Linked DNA regions of Homo sapiens: region 1 is linked to region 2. Evidence: chromatin loops called from intact Hi-C (ENCODE). Cell type or tissue: mammary epithelial cell. All regions are shown on one strand. Each heading gives the region's core, and the rest is flanking DNA. Links, peaks and the distances in the headings are about the cores only.

What was found. Peaks named below come from ENCODE experiments on the same cell type or tissue, not always from the same donor. Only the 100,000 strongest peaks of a DNase experiment are listed, where the experiment ranks them.
Region 1: it touches region 2 in a loop (8-fold over the local background); 14 of 110 quality-filtered maps call a loop at or near these places.

Annotation. Positions count from the first base shown.
Region 1 is chr7:91,782,595-91,786,998 of GRCh38, forward strand. No RefSeq gene overlaps it. Among named protein-coding and RNA genes, the nearest start is that of MTERF1, 96 kb to the right of the region's middle. In mammary epithelial cell, for the core only: CTCF peaks have their summits at 2,063 and 2,262; a DNase peak (open chromatin) is centred at 2,037.
Region 2 is chr7:91,633,683-91,638,086 of GRCh38, forward strand. LOC124901697 (a long non-coding RNA gene) reads right to left here and starts at 1,682. Exons shown (of 2, transcript XR_007060430.1): 1 at 1-1,682. In mammary epithelial cell, for the core only: a CTCF peak has its summit at 2,645; no DNase peak of the experiment used is centred there.

The DNA.
Region 1 (4,404 bases), core at 175-4,174, 150 kb after region 2:
AAATACTGTACTATAATTCAAATTAGATCTAGAATCCATTCACTTCTCCCCATTTCCACCACCACCATCTTCCACCTGGAAAATTTCAATAGCTTCCTAACTGGTCCCCCTGCTTCCACTCTCCTCTGCAATTTATTCTCTCTTCTGCAACCAGAGTATTCCTTTTTTAACCTTTTATTTAAGCTTAACAGACATTAAAAGTGCACAAATCATGAGTGTACAACTTGATGAATTTTCACAGACTCAGCACATCCACGTGACCAGTGCCCAGAACAAAGAATAGAATATTCACAAAAATGGACTCATGCACTGTGTCCTTTTTTGCATTTGGCTTTTTTCACTCAACATTATATTTAAGTTGACACATTATTTCATGTTATTAGGTACCATAGAGCAACAAATTAGTCATTTTCCTTGCTGTATAACATCTTGTTGTAGGAATAGATCACACTTTATCTATCCATTCCACTGTTGATGAACCAGAGTAAGCTTTTTAAAATGTAAATAAGATCAGGTAATTTCCCAACTTCAAACTCTTCACTTGCTTCACTTTGCAGTGGCGCTAGCCCACCTGTCCTATTTACCCTGCCACACCTGCAGCCCCTTCTCCTCACCCCCATGCTCCATCCACACTGCCCTCCTTTCTATTCTCTCTCTCTGTTTTCCATTCCTGAGATGTTCTCCCTAGCCACTATCAGTCTGTCTTCTACCCACCTAATTCGAAACCAAATGTATAGGGCTGGCTCTGCCTCATCCTTCAACCTCAACAGGGATCATCTTCTTAGGGATGGCTTCCTTAACCTTCTTCCTTGGAATACTCCCTTATTCTATTTCACACCAATCTGCTTGTTTCACCTTGACTTTTCACTTTATTTCACCTTGACTTTCCTCTGAGAAGAAAACATTAAGGATAAAATGCCTACATTATCAATAGCAGAGAGAAATATAATTCAGTTCTTTTTAAAGCAGAGCTCCACCCAAGGGGAAAAAAGATTTACTATCTAAGGTATAGCCAAGCCTCAATTCATGAAATCAATTCAGTTTAATAGAAACATCAGTCTAGCTGGTTTTCCGACATAGCGTTAAGGGTTTTTTTAATGATTGACAATTTTTCATTTTTCAATATGTTACTTTGGCATCATAGCCAGTCAGAATGAGAATTAAGTGCTCCAAGAGGTTCAGGATCAGAGAAATGTTGAGACCAAAGTCCTATTATTCCATTTCCAAATTCCAAACTAGATTTCTAAGATGCTCTGCAATATGCCTTGTGGGTTGTTTCCTGCAGGCAAAGTGGCAGTGACTTCTCACAAAACTATAGAGCTCCAATAACAAAATCCTTTCAGCTGAAAAAAAGGCTGATTTTATAAGGAAAGTGTTTACAATGTTTTCTACAACATACAAATGTTTGTACAAAGAAAAATGAAGCAAAGTTTTAACTCATCTTTTCAAAACTAAACCAGAGTTTAAAATCAAGCTACTAGAAGTAAACTGGTGCATTTATGCAATTTGTGAGTCCTAGACATTTCTAGTTAAGCAAAGAAAAGTGGTGTGTAAAAAAACAGTAATGTATTTTTAAAGGGTAGTAGGGAAATTAAATGTGTTCAGTTGAGTTTAACTTCTTCAAGAAATAAGCTTCTTATGCTGGTAAGAAATGGGTCATAGCAATAAAAGTATGCTGTAAATTCAACTTGACAAATGGGAAAATGAATTCCTGAGGGTAAGGCCTATTAAAAGAATATATTAATTTAATCATGCAGTGAATATTTCTGAGTAGCTTGTATATATGCAAGAAACTGCCTTACATATTTTAATGAGGAAAAACATAGTATTAGTTAATATAGCAATAATTTTTTCTATTACTAACTTCTCAGCTATAATATAGAAAGATCAAATATAAGGAAAAAAAGTTAAGCCTCTATATAGAGATGCAAGTTTCTAATACTTGCTTATAAACTTCAAAATTCAATAATGTGTCACACCCACAACTTAAAGACATGTGCAGAGCATTAGTCATTTCAGTGAACAGAAAAGCGACCTGCTTCTTCTGCATAAAATGTGATATGATGCCACCTTATGGTTGAAAATTAAACCTTATGTTTTAGGATGATAAACAATTATTTTCAGATGTACTTTCTTAGATGCCTGAAGGAAAAGATGCTGAGTACCACTAAACCTGTAAAATTTACAAATCGAAGTGCACAGAATCAACTTACCTCTGTGAAGAAAACATAAAACAGTTATGATGCAAGTGTGCAATGTCTGGCACGTAGGAAGAGTGCCTATTTGGGTTGCATTTAGGTGGCTGCTCATCTGTCTGCTCATTCTAGTTATTTTTATAACAAATCTCCGTTAGATTTTTCTAGCTCAAATCACTGTTCTTTACTTCCAAGTTTATAAAAACAAAAAAAGTATAAAGTGAAACTAAGCAAAAGTTTTTCAAATTCACCACATAATTTACTATTAGGATGAATCATATAAAAGTTCCATTTTTGTGAATCAAAAATTGTCCAGTATGGGAAATTCCATAAGATTCCTTCTAGAGTTATCTTAAGCATAAATGTGAATTTAATAATCTCAGATAATAAATAACCATGGTATTAGTCCATCATCAAGTGTCAGTCCCTCTTCACTAAACTACTGGTGAAACTCTTACACAGAAGAAACCTGGCTTTGTCCTTTCTCAAGTACCCTTCATCAATGGCACTCCTCTATGACACACCAATCCTCTGCTTGGGCTCCACTGTGCCTTCATATCTTCCACTGATCCACCATTCAATACTGTTCCAACTTTAAAGTGGGGCACTGTTATCAGCCAAATTTTTATAATCTTGGTTAATTCTATTTTTATTTACTATTGAACAAATCCAGAAACTTTGGGAAATACAGATCTTCTTTAATGCATATCCTATAAAATGCTGCTTCCAAAATTATTTGTCATCTCAGTATTGCTATAAAGCCTCAATTGTTCCTGAGAGGATAAACTAACTTCCAGCCTGAGAGAAACCTAAAAAGTTCTCTCTTATTCTAAAGTTTTTTCTTTTGTCACAATATTATTCTTCCTTCTCCCTTCTCCAGTAATGATAACTGCAGTTAAAACTCTCAAGTGACTTTTTAACCAAAATGTTTAGTGCTCAACTGTTGAACCCTTATTATATATGTAGGTTATTCTATCTTAGCAGTAAACTTGAGGGGAATGTTATAGGAACATTATAGAAACAAATTAACTTGTAAACATGAATATAAAATTATTGCAAAACTCAGGAAATCAAATGTAAAATGTTAATATCAGAAGAAACTGGGTGACGGGCATATGGGAACTCTGTAGTATCTTGGCAACTTTTCCATATATATAAAATTATTTCAAAGCAAAAGCTTGATTAAAAAAAAAAAGTTCAGGGAATCAGAACCAGAGTCACAGGTATTAATTTGTCTTCTCTCCAACAGCTTTGCCAGATTGAGGTTTCTTTTCCTCTTTTGCACATTTATTTATGTATTCTATACACTCGGGCCCCCTTACATCAGTAAGGAATTGGAGCTGTCATCTTACTCCATAGGAGAAAGGCCAGCCTGGTGGCTCCTTGTTTGAAGTTCCCTGCTCAAATGCCAATGTAGATAGGGGCATGATTGCTCTGTGAGCTTAGCCAGGTCACTTCCCTCTCTGCACTTTGTTTTCATCTTATGCCTAAAGGGACAGATAATACTTACCTCCCACCTCTACTTGAAAAGGAAGGAAGGCTAAAAAGTTAATCTGAACATATTTTTATAAAGGAAAAACATTTTTAAGTTCCAGTTTTGTACATAATACAGAATATTAATATCTACTGTTTTTGTCAGCCTTAGATAGTAAGCTTCTTGAAGCAGATCCTGCTCTTTGATTCACAATAGATACTCTTGAGTCGCTTCACAAATAATGATGCCAATTCTTAACTCTTAAGTTTTCATCCTGAAATTTCAGATTAATTTAGAGTAGCTTTTGCAGCCACCCATGAGTACATTGGTGTTAATGATGCACCCATTTTCCTTTCCTCAATGTTTGCTTTACTTCTAATAGAGCACAAGAGCCTAAAAATCTACCTTTAGAACATTATTTACATCCTGAGAAAGGACTTGTGCCCAGAATCACATGATAACACATAGACCTTGACTCAAGGGCCAACTTGTACTCTCCCATTTGGCTGCCATTTCACTCCTGACGCTGTCTCTGTTTAACCTTTTGGCCCCTCAAGAGAAGTAGCAGAAGCCACTGAATGAGGAATGGGGGTTCTCAGAAGTCACTGAGATTAAAGGGGTCCACCCTGCAGGAACAGCATTTCTCTCTTCCTAGGCAGTTTTTGCTGCTCCTGTCAGGTGGTAAGAAGAGGAGAGAGGTTTTTATTATTATTATTATTAATCCCAAACTGTCAA
Region 2 (4,404 bases), core at 327-4,326:
TCAGAACATTGCTAAAGGAATTCACTCTTAAAATCTTAATATGCAAATACCCTGAGGATGTTATTAGCATCTTAGTGTAAATTAAATTTAATCACATTGCTTTCTTCACAAGACTAAATGTCTGAGGGAATCAGAGTTTGACCTGGAAATTAGAAGGGAAATGCATGAGGAGAAAATGGGTGGTCAAAGAGGAAAGAGCAGGATTTTCAAGTGCAGAATCCTCCCCAGTAAGACAGGGCTGAGAAGGAAGGTCCTTTTAAAGAGAGAATACCAAGCACTCAGAGAGCTCCAGGCTCCTAAGGAGGAGGAAAGAGGAAAACTAAGGATGTGGGAGAAAGGCTTAAGCTCTAAGTATCAACCCACAGGGCAAGAACAGGGAGAACTCAGGGGAGAGGAGACCCAGTTCTCAAGATAAGCAGGTTTGGTGGAAAGTGCCTTTAATTGATTGACAAATCACTTAACCTCTAAGTATGTTGTCATCTGATACTGGTGCCTACCTGCCTATCTCACCTCATAGCTATTAGTGCAATGTAAGATCATGTCTTATGAGCAACTTACTGGAAAGCGTATTAAAACATAAAGCAAAAACAAAAACAAATATATATAAACCCCCATCGTAATGTGAATTACCATAATGATAACTTCTATTAAGCAGTTAGTAGTTATTGAACACTGACCACTTGCATTGTATACAGTAAACACAATTAAATCCCTTCACTTAAGTTTCTCTGAGTTCAGTGGAGAAGACAGGTGAGTAAATAAATAACCAAAACACAGGATGCCAAATACATACTTAGCATAAAGTACCACAGGGGTAAGGAAGAAGAGAGACCTCCTCTGTCTGGGGAAATGAAGAAAGGCTTCTCCGAGGCAGAGATGGTTGAGCTGAGTCCTGCTTGCTGAGTTTGCCAGAGGAGGCAATGGCAAGTCAGGAAGAGTAGCAGAGGCAGAGGCAGCCAGCATGTGCTGCCAGTCTATGCTGCTCGGCACTGCTTGGCCCAAAGAATAAAAAGCAAGGGAATGCCAAATCTCATCCCTAACTCCCCTGGCCTGATTCCATGCTCACCAAGCCACCTTCTGATGATAATTTGGCTTCCCACTTACATTTGCCTGCAGGGAAAGCACATGCTGGACAAGAAACTGGAGTACCCAGTCCACTCAATGATTACATTTCTCATTGTAAATTAATAAATCAGCATTCTGGCTGATGCCATTTTTAAAGTTCAGACATGAAACTATCACTTATAAGGCAGATGCAAAGGAAATTAGGTGAAAATTCACCAGGAAATCAGCCTTCAGGCTGCCAAGGAGTACAATGACAGAACAGCTGTGCAAACACCACAGGTAACATCCGGAAATGGGCTCCTGACAAAGTCATATTACACAGCATGGCTCTCCCCACATGAAGTGCTCCCTCTCACATTTTTCTCCATTGTTAAATTCCCCTCAAATAGCCCAGCAAAAAGTCAGCATCAAATGTCAGTCATCCCAGACTCCTGGAAACCCAGGTCTGGAGAGAAGGAAATATCTATTTTACTGAATCCTTTACCCTTCCTGTTATGGACTGAATTGTGTCCCCCCAAATTTGTGTGTGGAAGCCCTAATCTCCACTACCTCAGAATGTGACTGTATTTGGAGACAGTGTCTTTAAAAATGTAATTAATATATCAAAGAGAGATCTGCACTTCCATGTTTATTGCAGCACTATTCGCAATAGCCAAGGTTGGAAGCAACCTAAGTGTCCATCAACAGATGAGTGGATAAAGAAAATGTGGTACGTATATACAAAGGAATACTATTCATCCATAAAAACATGAGATCCTGTCATTAGCAACAACGTGGATGGAACTGGAGATCATTATGTTAAGTGAAATAAGCCAGGCACAGAAAGACAAACTTCACATGTTCTCACTTATTTATTGGAGCAAAAATCAAAACAATTGAACTCATGGGGATAGAGAGTAGAAGGATGGTTACCACAGGCTGGGAAGGGTAGTCGGGGAGGAAAGTGGAGACGGTTAATGGGCACAAAAAAATGGTTAATAGTTAAAATAAATGAGGTCTAGTATTTGATAGCACAACAGAGTGACTACAGTCAACAATAATTTATGGTACATTTAAAAATAACTAAAAGAGTATAATTGTGTCATTTGCAACACAAAGAAAGGATGGATGCTTGAGGTGATGGATACGCCATTTTCCCTGATGTGATTATTACACATTGCATGAGATACCAAAATATCTCACATACCCCCAAAATATGTACACCTACTATGTACCCACAATTAAAATTAAAAAAAATTAAAGCCTGTAAGGTAAACATAGTACTCAATAAATATTTGTCGAATAATAAATATTGAACCTAAAAAAACAACAAAAACAAAGAGAACAACATAATTAAGATTACAAGAGGTCATTAGTGTGGGCCTTAGTTGAACATAACTGGTGTCCCCGTGAGAACAGATGGATTAGGACACAGACACACACAGAGGAAAGAAATGTGAGGGCACATTGAAAAGATGGCCATCTACCAGCCAAAGAGAGAGGCCTCAGACGAAATCAACCTTGCCGACACCTTGATCTCAGACTTCTAGCCTCCAGGTCTGTGAGGAAATAAATTGCTGTTGTTTAAGCGCCCCCAGTCTGTGGTACTTTGTTATGGCAGCCCTAGCAAATAAATACACTTCCATTGAGATTCTTTCCTCCAACCATTCCAAACAGAAGATGTCTACCTGGGACCTTTAACAACATGGAAAACTGTCTACCACTGTCATCAAGAATGCATTTTAGTCTATCATGCTTATCTCCACTCCAGTTACTCAGGTGGGTGGCTTTGGAGCCCTATATGTGATAAACGTTGTCTAATCTTGCTAAAGTAACCACAGCCATGGTGTCTGAGGCATAAGCGCTTGAAAGTATAATGCTTTTACAACCTGCACAAAGTCTTTGACACAGACAAGATGAAGGACTCATATAATGAAAGCACAAAAACTTATGATTATCCTAATGTTGTCTTGATATTTTACAAAATTTCTGTAAAAATCAATACCCTGTTGGATAGGTGAGCCAAGGAGAGTCAGACCACTGTCCAGCTAATTCCTGAAGATATAAACCATGGAACAATAACAATTCATTTGAAAAACTCCTAAACCTCTCTTATTTAACAACTTATTTCTGAATGGGTGGAGTCTCTCTGTTACAGACTTACAGTTTCAAGATTTGCTTGCACACATGGGTGAGTTTTTTTTGCAAGCTGTCTCAATGAAAACCGGTTTGAGAAACTGGAAGCCTTTCAGTTTGCAACCGGAACTGGAGTCAAATAAGTTTTACCACTGCTTCACTTGCTTTTTGTTTGTTTGTTTTGTTTTGACCATTTATTATTTTGTGAGAAGCAACACTAACTGAAATATACCACATTTGAGGAGTAAAATTTCTTCTTTTTTTTTTTTTTTTTTTGAGATGGAGTCTCGCTGTTTCGCCCAGGCAGGAGTGCAGTGGCGCTATCTCGGCTCACTGCAAGCTCCGCCTCCTGGGTTCACGCCATTCTCCTGCCTCAGCCTCCCAAGTAGCTGGGACTACAGGTACCCGCCACCGCGCCCAGCTAATTTTTTGTATTTTTAGTAGAGACGGGGTTTCACCGTGTTAGCCAGGATGGTCTCGATCCGTAATGTTCTTAATTCCCAACACTCAAAGTCTGTTGCAATTCAGTCTCCCATTAAAAATGTTCCTGTTCCATCAACAGTTATAAGTCATGTGGATAATATGGACCGTTGAAATGACATGATGGAAATGGCGCTTTACCTATATGGTCTTCCTCAGAAAAACAAGTAACTCCAGTCTAATAATGAGAAAAGTGTGAGACAAATCCTGTGTCACAACGTGAGGGAAATTTGACTAAATGCCTGACCAATAATTCTCAAAGTTGTGAAGGTCATCAAAAACAAGGAGGGTTTGGAAAACTGTCACAGACCGGAGGATACTAAGGAGATAATGGAATTTGAATCAAATCCTGGAATGGAAAAAGAACATTAGATAAAAATGAAGGAAATCTGAATAACATATGAACTTTAGTTCATAATAATTTATCAATACTGATTTACTAATTGTAACAAATATACATGGTCTATTAATTGTAACAAATAGTCATTATGATGTTACCAATAAGGGAAACTGGGTGTGGGGTGTACGGGAAGTCTATGTACTATCTTCACTATTTTTCTGTAAATCTAAAACTGTTCTAAAATAAAAGGTTTATTTTTAAAGCATACCCTGTTTAACTCTTCCCAATGGCCATGGTTGTCTGTAAGCGGCTCTAATACATAGCCAGACAGTCTTCTCCAAGATTCTAATATGTGGCTCCCCTCCTCTTCTGATCCCTCTCCCAGTGCAACTTCTGCACGTATT